3 separate regions of the Homo sapiens genome follow, and all the other regions are linked to region 1. The links are chromatin contacts, found by Hi-C in ENCODE. All regions are on one chromosome and are shown on one strand. Each heading gives the region's core, a stretch centred on a gene start or an enhancer-like site at or near the end of the contact. The rest is flanking DNA. Distances are from core to core; before and after follow the strand shown.

Region 1 (3,709 bases), core at 318-2,817:
GGATTCCAACCTGGGCAACGAAGTGAGACCCTGCCTCAAAAAAAAGAAAAAAGAAAAGAAAAGAAAAAAAGAATGTCCCTAACTGATGACAAAGCAGCCCAAAGTAGTGGGATGAGCATTGAGATCATAACTGCACCTAGACATTTCTAGAGAAACCACAACTACTAATACACTTAGTTCCTTATCGTAATTGCAAAGATCAATGATGTCCCAACAAATTCTTTAAAAACACACACAACATATGATGTGACTATAACTAACAATTTATTGTATATTTTCAAATGGCTAGAAGAGCGGATTTTCAATGTTCCCAACGCAAAGAATTGATGTTTGAGATGATGAATATGCTAATTACCCGGATTTGATCATTACACATTGGGTACATGTATTGTTATCAAAATATCACACTGTATCCCACAAATATGTACAATCATTTTATGTAAGTTAAAAATAATTATAAAAACAGGCCAAGCGCGGTGGTTCACGCCTGTAATTCCAGCACTTTGGGAGGCCAAGGCGGGCAGATCACCCGAGGTCAGTAGTTCGAGACCACCCTAGCTAACATGGTGAAACCCCGTCTCAACTAAAAATACAAAAAATTGATCGGGTGTGATGGCGGGCGCCTGTAATCCCAGCTACACGGGAAGCTGAGGCAGGAGAATCGCTTAAGCCCGGGAGACGGAGGTTGCAGTGAGCTGAGATCGCGCCACTGCACTCCAGCCTGGGCGACAAAGCGAGACTCTGTCTTAAAAAAAAAAAATTATATATATACATATATATATGTGTGTCTACAAAAAATTCCTAGATCTCTGACCACACAAAAATCCGCCCCCATAGCTGGGCGCGGTGGCTCACGCCTGTAATCCCAGCACTTTGGGAGGCCGAGGTGGGTGGATCACCTGAGGTCAGGAGTTCAAGACCAGCCTGGCCAACATGGTGAAACCCCATCTCTACTAAAAATACAAAAAATCAGCCGGGCTTGGTGGCGGGCGCCTGTAATCCCAGCTACACGGGAGGCTGAGGCAGGAGCATCGCTTGAACCCGGGAGGAGACAGAGGTTGCAGTGAGCCAAGATCGCGCCATTGCACTCCAGCCTGGGCGACAGAGCGAAACACCGTCTTAAAAAAAAAAAAAAAATCCTCCCCCACACAACGGGCGTGCCTCTTAGCAGGAAATTACAGGCTCAACAAAAAGGCCCGTGAAGCACTCCATCTCCCGGCGGGATGGCGCCAGAATCTCCCCGGCCGAGCACAGCGGGAGCCAGGGAATAGTGGGAAAAGGCCGGAGCAGCACTATCTGGGAGACCAGAGGACCAAACTCGAGGATACATCTCTGGCGACTGGGGAGCCCTGCCACGCCCCTTCAGACCTGTCATAGAAGGGATGCTCCTCGCCGAAATCTCGAAGATGTTTCTTCTGCTTTTTAGTTAGGGTGTTGAGTAGCTGGCTCTGGCTCCGGCTCCCGCGTTTGCCCATAGCGAAAACGTCAAGTTTGCCCACTTGCAAGAGTCGCGGTTTTCCACCAGGAAGTTGTCCAGTCAACACAAGCACGTGGGCTCGCTGACTGCGCTTTACGGCGAAAGCAAGGTGCCATAAAGCAGATCCGCTTTACGTCGCGCTCGTACGACAGGCTTAGAACATCCGGTTCCCGGTTCTGCCCCCTACCGCAGCTCTTTGAAAGCACGGGAGTTCGTTCACTAGTGTTCTCAGAGCCCTAGAACGTGGGCAGCTGGGCTTCCCGGGTTGCGTGAGTCGGGGGCATGAGCTTTGTGCTTGTGTTTTGGTTATGGAAATCAGTCTGCGTAAATGTGTAGTAGCGGAGATAGTCGAATGCAGTGACTTTACAGTATACTGCAATAAAAATATCAACCAACATTTAAGGGTGCCTGAACATCTCACTTCATCACCACAACAGTGTACAGATAGGTCTTGTTAATAAGCCTGGTGTTGCAGATAAGGAAACTGATGCTTAGAAAAGATAACACGCTAGCGGCCGGGCGCGGTGGCTCACGCCTGTAATCTCAACACTTTGGGAGGCCGAGATGGGCGGATCACCTGAGGTCAGGAGTTCGAGACCAGCATGGCCAAACATGGTGAAACCCCGTCTCTACTAAAAGTACAAAAATCAGCCGGGCGTGGTAGCGGGCGCCTGTAATCCCAGCTACTCAGGAGGTGAGGCAGGAGAATCGCTGGAACCCGGGAGGTGGAGGTTGCAATGAGCCGAGATCACTCCACTGCACTCCAGCCTACTCCAGCCTGGGCGACAAAAGCTAGACTCCATCTCGAAAAAAAAAAAAAAGAAGAAAAGAAAAGAAAAGATAACACGCTAGCAAGAGAAGAGAGAAAAACCTTAACTGATGCAACCACATGCTTTTACCCATTAGGGTCTGCCGCCTGTGTGTGTTATATCAATCATGGGGCCCACAAGTCTGAGATTCCCACCCTCACCCTATTCTCGCATTTTCTGAAAGTATTGGAAGAGTCCCCGCAAACAAATCTGTTCCAGCATTCCCCATTTAACAACAGCAGAAACACATCTAGAGAGGTAAAGTGACTTTACTGAAATCACCCCAGTCAATGCTAGAAAAGGCTGTGAAACCCAATCCAGTGTCTCATAACTGAACTCGGACAAAAGGGGATGGAAAAGCTTTTGAAGGTAAAGGAACCATCTTACATTTTGATCATGCTAGTAGTTACACCTTGTATACATAAGAAAAGTTAAACTGTACAGTTAAAATGGGTGAATTTTAATGTATTTAAATAACACCTAAATAAACAGGAAAAAGCAAAAATATAAAAGTAGACTCAGTATTCTAGGGATTTGCAAGTGTGCAGGGCTGCTTGAGACCACAGGATAAAGATGGTGAGATCCTTTTCCTAATAGTAACTTATGCTACCATGTTCTATAGAAACAGAGTGCTTAAATCATAAGCCGCAGAATTCACTTGAATATTTACGGTAAAACAGGAGCGTCCAAAATGAGAGAAATGAGAAGCAAAATAATAGCTCTGCTATTGGAGTGCTACTGTGGGAAATTTGGGTTTTCCCTGATACTGTGTCACACCATAGAAGTTGTAATAAAACCATTAGAATGCGATTCTTGTCAGTTCTAGTGACCATCTACTATTCCTAATTAGATTCGGAGAGGCTGGGGTGGGGATGGGAGGACAGGGCCGGAGAATATGAGGAACACATGCAAACAGAGCGGGTGGTGCCCAGCAGCTGGGCCAGCCAAGGAACCCATAAATAGCCATTTGTCTTCTATGTAATTTCAAGATAAAAGGTACAGTCACTTAGGTCAACAAAAGCCTGTTTGCAAGATGTCATCATATATTTTAAGGTGCTGACCACAGTATAACTTGGCTATAGCAATAAAGAGCCATCCTTTTTCCCCCTCCCAACATATCCCAAGTGCCCCAGTTTCCCTCCCCAGAGGCAGCCACTTTCTTGGTGTTCTTCCAGAGATCTTCTATGAAAGCTATATTCTCAAGCACTTGAGGTGACTCTTACTCTCCCGGTTTCCACACCCTTGTGGTCTTGTGTACAGGTCTAGACGGTTCTCAGGTTCAGGTAAAAATTTACCCTAGCCCCACCCAAGCAGTCTCATCATTGGCTCACTGGGTCATGGAAAAAGAAGCCCTTTTTGTCCTAAAAATATTTATATTATCCTTTGACAACATAAAAAGGGATCCTTTGTGAAAATTTAACCT
Region 2 (3,709 bases), core at 432-2,931, 2.7 Mb before region 1:
AGCATGAGGGGCAGGAGCTGGGGACACCAAGGAGAGAGCTTGCTGGTGGCTGGAGACTGGGGAGGGGAGAGGAGTCAGCTCTAAATATCTCCCAGAAGTGAGCTGGAGGCGGAAGGTGCTTCTGGTACACCTGACATGTGTAGCCTGAAGAGGTGGCTGCAATATTTAGCCAAGTACCAGTAGTGATTGTCAGATGTAACAGTGACAGTGGCTCACTCACTTTGCTCCATTTCCAGAACACGGTCACCATCATTTTGCTCAAAATTTTGAGAAGTTGTTGTTGTTTCTAATTTGTTTTTGGCACAAGCATGCTGTTCCGATAGGAAACTTTCTGTTGTTTTATGCTCGAGCGGGGACGATGAAAGAGGAGATAACCAAGTGTTTCTTCTGCACTTGGGCAGATCTGGTCGCTGGTAGGCCAGGTGAGGACTCTTTAAGTAGAAATGGCCTCTCGAGTTTCCAGAAAGGAAACACAGAGTCAAGGGTGGGTCTGGCAGGGCTGGGACGAAGGGGAGCCAAGTGGGGTGCCTAAGGTGTAAAACTGAAGGCGGCGCTCATGGTCAGGCCCTGCAAGCACAGGGTGGGCGCCTGATGCGATGCCTCCTCATACACCTTCTCATGGCTGGGCCCTGAGGCCGACCACCTCCATCTCTGGAGATCTGGTCTGGCGCCGGTTACCTGCTGAAAGGCACTGAGATTGTGTTCCAAGTGGAAAAGTTGGTTCCAGCGGACTCACATGCATAGAATAAGACACACATTTCACAGCCCACCTTCATCACCAAAACCATGGACTTCGGAGTCTGATGACCTGGGACTGACTTCCAGCTCGCCATTCATTAGCTGTGTGACCCAGGGAAACGCTTAATCGTGTGCCTCGATTTCCGTCCTCATCAGTAAAATGGGGAGGACTCAGAGAAGAGGACTAAACGACAAGGGGATGGAGGATCATGAAAACACCTGGCACAGAGCAAACCTCAGTAAATTGTGAGTTCCCTGTGAGGCCCTGATGTTGTTTACGATCACGTGTTGGCCAGGGATCCTGGCCTCTGGAAACTTCCATTGGCAACATTAGCACAGTAGGAGGGTTTGGAGATCAGTCCACGAATTTACCACCCAGCGAAATTAACTGGTTTCTAGTCACACCACTAATGACAGTTTAGACACAGTCAAAACGGTGATAAATGGACCTAGTTGGCCCAAGCTGATGGATTCATAAATAAATATTTAAACCACAGCCTTTCTCTGACAGCAGAGGCATCAGAGAGCAGAGACGCTATAAGCAAAGAGTTAAGGAGTCAAGGGCCATAGAAAACTCTTCCTGACACTTGGTTCAGGCTCAGAGGGCAACTGAGATGTCCATCTGGTTAACCAAAGAGGGCTTCCAGGAGGAGGTTCTGGGACTTCAAAGAGCCTCCAACTAGGCTCAGTTGTTCTTCCGTTTTCATCATCATCTCAACAGTCAACTCTCTTAAAGTATAACACGGTACAAGATGGGCTCTCAGTCTGCAGGTGAGTGAGTGGAGTCGTTTCCCCAGATGTTTCACGATCCCAGGCCTGGTCCCTTTAAGGCATCGAAACTCAGAACATTCTATCAGCTGCCTCGGCCTCCCCGTGGCGCGCTTACGTCACCCTTCGGGGAAGCGGCTGACGTCAGCGCGTTCTTGGCGAGTGGGGCGGGGCCGGTGACTCACCCGGACCGCGCCCCTTGCTCCCCGCCCCCGCCGGGCCGCGCGCACGTGAGCGCGCGCTGCGCGGGTTGCTAATTTTAGCTCCGGCGGCTTCCCTGGGGTCCCGTGAGGTGAAGGGGAGTGGAGGGGACGAGGCGGGCAAGGAGCGTGGCTCTCCTCGTTCCTTCCTGCCCCGCCGTGGGTTTTCCTCGAGGACCGGGCCCGGCCCGAGGGGTGGGGGCCCGCGGGCGACTCGAGGTGCTGGAACGCGGGCGCTTACCGAGGCGAGAACCTAGGGGGTCTCCCCGCGTGGAAACCCCGCCCCTCCCTCGGCCTTGGACACAGTCGGCGCTCAATAAATGAATCGAAGTTTCTTCCTGGACGGCGACCCTGGGCTTTCGGGAGAAAGCCAGAGGGGCAGGGTTCTGGAAGGTTCCCTGGCGGCTGGGGTGCGGTGCGGGCTGAAATCCGAGCAGGAGCTGGGCGCGGCCCTCGGGGACCGACTATGGGGGACGGCGCCGCGGGAGTGGGGCAAGTGCGGGCCTGGACCCTTGGGGCCACCGCGTCAGCAGTCGGCGGGGCCGTGGGAGGGACGGTGCCCGCCCGCTGTGAAGGGCGGTGGCCCTTCTAGGGTCAGGCCAAGCGCAGAGGCCTGAAGGTCACCGGGTGAGGAGCCAGCGCGGGTGCCTCAGAAGCCAAGCGCCCCGTCCCGAGCCCTGCGCGAACCAGTATGACCTTCCAGGAACCAGATGAGAGCTGCGTTTTCAAGAAGCAGTGCCAGACACCTTGGGAAATCGACACTCTCCTGTCCTTGGGTGGGGGTGGGGGTCCTGGAAAGAAGCTCCGTCAGCGTAAAGTGAACTCTTAGCTTTGACTTTGCAGAGGGATCCGTTGTGTCACAGTGACCCGCATTCCTGTCATTGGTGTGGTGTGTTTCACAGCCATTGCCTCCCTAGGTAGATTGTAAAACGGCGTTCGTAGAGCCTTTGACCTCATAATATTATGTTGGAAATTACACGATAGTAAACATAATGATAAATGGGGAATGTTAAATGGTAGTATGGGAACATTTTCTAATGGTTGCATCCTTAAAATTTTCTGTTTCAAGTTTTTAAAGGCTATAGCCTTAAAAAAAGCTGACTGTAGGAAAATGGTGGAAAGAGTCGTGGAATAAAGGTAGCTTTGGGGATTATGACGTGAATAAATGACAGAAATTAGTATGTGTCATTTTCCTTTGTTTTCCAAAAATACCACAATGTCCTTTGTAAATTGGAAGTTTTTCAGATGTGCATGTGGAAGCTGCAAGATTTTTAGGGCTTTATATCCATCTTAAAACTGGTTTTAAAGGATTGGCAATTACAATCTAATACTGGTATTTGTAGCAAATACATCCAGAGGTAGGCATACTGGTTTTTTAATATTGTTATATGGCAACAAAGGTCTCTTTGTCCTAATTTGTAGGACAAAGTTGCAACCACATTTTCCTCAATGTAATGCTTATGGGGGGAGGGTCTTAAATTGATTTGAAAGCAGGTTGTATTAGGATTCTCCAGAGAAACAGTACCAATAGGATATACAGGCATACCTCATTTTATTGTGTCTCACTTTATTGCACTTTGCAGATAATGTGTTATTTACAAATTGGTACCGTTGGTACCGTTTTTTCCAACAGCATGTGCTCACTTTATGTCTGTCAGCATTTTTTTAGCAAGAAAATATGTTTAAATGAAGGTGTGTACTTTTTTTAAAGTCATAATGCTGTTGCACACTTAAGACTACAGTGTAGTGTAAACATAACATATATGCACTGAGAAACCAACAAATTTGTGTGGATCCCTTTACTGTGATATTTACTTTACTGCAGTGGTCTTGAACCAAACCTGCAATATCTCTGAGGCATGCCTGTGTGTGCACATATATGATTTATTATAAGGAATTGACTTATGCAGTGATGGAGGCTGGCAAGTCCCAAGATCTGCAAGGTGAGTAAGCAAGCTTGAGACCTAGGAGAGCTGATGGTGTAGTTCTAGTCCAAGTCCAAA
Region 3 (3,709 bases), core at 1,210-3,709, 2.0 Mb before region 1:
CATTGAAGAAGATCCTTGTTTTCCACAGAACAGTCTACCCTGGAGAACTGGCTGTTCCAATCTTCCTGTTACAGTCATTCAGAGCATTCATACATCTCTCTGTCCATGGTGCAATAAAATAGGCTATGGAACAATCTCAGGAGGCTTCCTAAGTGGTTGAAAGGAGGCAGGGCAAAAAAATTGTAGTATAGGCAAGAGGAAGGTAAAACTAACTAAAACGAACTTCGAAATGCAAGAAATAAACACAAGCATCATCTGAAATTGTTCCCTTAAGAAGTCAGCCCTAACAGTTTCTTATCTATTATAGCAGCTGAATTATCTTGAAACTGATATTGTGGTCAGAAAGTTAAGAAGATAACCCCTCTCCTACACTCTTGGCACAAAACCAGGGCATATCTATACCTGGAACATAATGTGTTGTACTGTTGGTTGAGTTTCAAGAAAAGTCCAATGAGGTTGGAAGCAGTTAATATGAGGATATCTGAAAAGATCAAGGAGATTAGGTATTCCCTACTCCTTCCATAAGGAGGTACTGAAATGGCAGAATTCTGCAATGAGAGATGGTGATCAGCAAGCCGAGGGGACAGGCCTCAGAAGAAACCAGACCTCCCCACACTTTGATCTCTGATCTTGGCCTTCAGAACTTCGAGAAAATAAGTTTCTGTTGTTTAAGCCACCCAGTTTGCAGTATTTTGTTATGGCAGCTCTAGCTGACTAACACACATGAGAACACATATGATCAAATGATTTAAAATTATGAAGGGTCTAGAAGAGAATGTGATCATCTCAGAATACCTCTAAGTCAGGGTTTCTTAAAGCAAGGTCTGCATACTACTTGCATCAGAATCACCTATGACGCTTTTTAAAAAGCAGGTTCTCAGGTCCACTGGACCTAGATTATTAAAATGTTCTGGTATGATGCTGAAGAATCTGTCTCTTTGGTAGACACTTCAAGTGTTGTTTTTGTACACTAAAGAGCCAGAGGTCCTGCCCAACCTCTGGCTCTTTTCTGAGCCTGAAAATGAATTCTGGGCCTGGTACTAATTGCATTTCATCAAGTGCTGCTGTGTCTGGTCCTCTGGCAGATGGTCCCTGATCCAGGAATCACGTGTAAATCCCATTGTAGGTTATCTCTCTCCAGGTGTCAGCCAACGTTTACGCAGCATGTGGGAAAGCTGAATTGCATGGACCAGATGGAATCCTTAGAGTTTATTCTTGATTGTGGAAATAAATATGTACCTCACCTATCTTACTGAAGAATATAATGACATATTTTGAATAATAAAGTATATATATTATCTCTCTCATGAGATTTATTTAAAGATCTTACTACCTTGTCAATAAAGAGAGAATGCAAGGAATAGAATGGGGCATATCTTTCCTTCACCTGTGGACCTAAGAGGAACTGAAATTAGAGAAAGTTGAGAGTCCAGAGCAAACGCTGTGATGAACATTTTCAAAATAGGCAGAATAGGTGGCATTCTGATTCAAATATGGCAGTTCCCTAGGGAGTGTGAAATCTGCCCTGCCCCATCCCCTCCATTTACAAATGTGCTTAAGGGACATAAGGTTTTATAAACAGGATTTTTAAAAACTAAAATTTAGGCAGATCATTTAAGAATGCTCAAGGGGGTAGGTCAATGGACTATTTCTCTATTTTCCTTCAGGTGGTCCAGCCTTTGAACCAGAATGCAGCTATAGTATCCCAAGTGACGGGGTCTGTCTAGGAGTTCCCATGGCCACTGTTTTTTGTCTTTTCGGTTTTTCTTTTTATGGCGGGCGGGGGAGGGCGGGCGGGTGAGTACTTACTTAATGCCAGGCACTTGGTTGTTTTTTCCTTCTTGACTAACCAGATTTCAGTTTCTCTGTGTAGACCATTCATTCCCACTGAGTTTCTTGGTGGGGTGGTGGGGGCGGGGGCGATGAATGGGAAAGTGGAATTGCCATTAATGTTCCAGCTGCTTTCCTGAAACAAGACTTTTGACCGTAAAAAGAATGAATTTGAAACTCTAGACAATAATACACTGCAGAGGTTAAGAAGAAAAGCCATGAGTGCAACCGGGTTTCATTAAGAATGAAAAGTGGACATTTAGCCGTCAAGGAGACAGGTTCCTAGTTTGGGCAGAGAAGAGAGCCCTAACAATGAAAGGCGGCCGTGTTGGCTGAAAGGGGGCTCTCAACTGAAACCAAGGCACTCCTGGGGTGTGAGGATGGGTGTTCATTCCTAGATCTTTCCGAGCGGCCCTTTCCCTCAGTATGTTCTGGACTCACTGAGGTCCTGGCCGAGCGTCCAGGTAGCCCCGAGGGCCCCGACTCGCTGGCGCAGGGGTAGGGGGAGCGGGCCAGGCGGGGCAAGCGGGCCAGGCAGCGGCGGCGGCGCTTTCATTAGAGGGCGCTGTGGGAGCGGCTCCGCCGCAGTCCCGACTCCCGCCGCTTCCTCCCGCCGCCCCTCCCCGCCAGTCCGGGCGAACGCGGCCGGGCCCTTGGGGACCGAGTCTCGGCGCCGCCGGGGAACGGGCGCGGGCCGCGCCACAGCCGGAGCGGGGCAGGGCCCCGCCACCGCCTTCTTCCGCCGGCCCCGCCGCCGGCCATGCATTCTTCCGGCTCCTCTGACTCCCAAAGCCCCGGCTGGGGCCCGGCCAGCCCGAGGTAACCTCCGGCTCCGCGGTCGCAGGCCCCAGAGCGGCAGCGGAGCCGGGCCAGGGGAGGCGCTGGGGGCGGGGAAGGGGGTGTCGTCGTCGCGTGGCCCGGGGAGGCGGCAGCGGCCTGAGGGACGAGGGCGCGGTAGGCCCCGGGGAGGAGGCGGGGGCGCGGGGCATCCGCCCGCCTCCCCGGGACCCGCCCGGGTGACAGGTCCGGCCTCTGAGTCCCCGCCGTCCCTCTGTCCGCAGGCAGCCGCGAGGGGAGTAGGGCGCCAGCGCGCCCGCTCGCGCAGCGCCTCGGGCCGCTTGGGCCGCCACCGCGTCCATGACCGCGACCCCTCGGCGGGGGACACCCGCCCCCGCTCTCCGCAGCCGCCCGCCGTCCGCGCCCGCCGAGGTGAGCCCGGCGCGCGGGCCGCGCCCGCCGCCACGACCCTTCCACATCCGCGGAAACCGCTGCAGGCTCCACCGGCTCCCCGCGCTGCGGTCGCCTCTTCTCTGCCCCTTTCATCATCCCCTGCTTCCTTGCCCTCTGGTCGGAAATCTCATTCTCTTCATCCCCAGTTCCTTGGCTTTTACCTCTTTCTGGCTTTTGCTCCCTTCCCCCTACTCCTGTCCTTCCTCTTTTTCGCATTATAACCCCCTACTTTCTTCCTCTCACCTTGTAAGCTTTTTTTCTAGGCCCCCCATTTTTTTTCTTAAAAAAAAAAGGGAAACAAAAACCCTATTGCTACAAATGAGAATTTTGAGGGTAACTCTTCGCTAGAGCCAGAGACCTTTTAAAGGAATGCATCGGTGTGCAGGAATCGTGGTGGTGAGGAGACTGAGGTCCTCAGTATCTGGGAAATCTTATTGAGGGGACCCTGTTTCGGTCATGTCACTTGTGTCTTCAGTTTGGAGATCCTGAGGTTGTCTGAAGCGAGTGGATCTATTTTTCTAAGTCCAATAGACGACCGCAGTGAGACACGGTGCGGGGACGGCCACCGATTACTGAATGGGAATTGTGTTATCATTTGCTAAATATATTGTGACATACTTCGTGCCTCGGTGAACAGCTCCCTTGACCT

The links. Hi-C counts contacts between places; a loop is a spot of excess contacts on that map. Pooled maps may share reads with other maps.
Region 2: a loop to region 1 is called in a pooled map, with 14 times the contacts of the local background. The contact joins the enhancer-like site here to the promoter of UTP25 in region 1. A Hi-C loop is called at or near these places in 6 of 50 pooled maps.
Region 3: a pooled map shows a loop between it and region 1 (6-fold over the local background). The contact joins the promoter of LPGAT1 here to the promoter of UTP25 in region 1. A Hi-C loop is called at or near these places in 5 of 50 pooled maps.

Annotation. Positions count from the first base shown.
Region 1 is chr1:209,825,830-209,829,538 of GRCh38, reverse strand. UTP25 (UTP25 small subunit processome component) reads right to left here and starts at 1,567. Exons shown (of 12, transcript NM_014388.7): 1 at 1,369-1,567. The coding sequence starts at 1,475. RefSeq lists an enhancer at 1,478-1,527.
Region 2 is chr1:212,557,008-212,560,716 of GRCh38, reverse strand. No RefSeq gene overlaps it. Among named protein-coding and RNA genes, the nearest start is that of LINC01740, 13 kb to the right of the region's middle. RefSeq lists enhancers at 1,341-1,480, 1,981-2,110, 1,490-2,227 and a silencer at 1,651-1,920. Within about 2 kb of position 1,681, at least 38 of the 41 ENCODE cell types and tissues checked have a DNase peak (open chromatin) inside an H3K27ac peak, as active enhancers do.
Region 3 is chr1:211,829,513-211,833,221 of GRCh38, reverse strand. It overlaps LPGAT1 (lysophosphatidylglycerol acyltransferase 1), which reads left to right and starts at 2,459. Exons shown (of 8, transcript NM_014873.3): 1 at 2,459-2,649. It overlaps LPGAT1-AS1 (LPGAT1 antisense RNA 1), which reads right to left and starts at 2,261. Exons shown (of 6, transcript NR_135820.1): 1 at 2,182-2,261; 2 at 1,810-1,966. RefSeq lists a silencer at 2,275-3,034.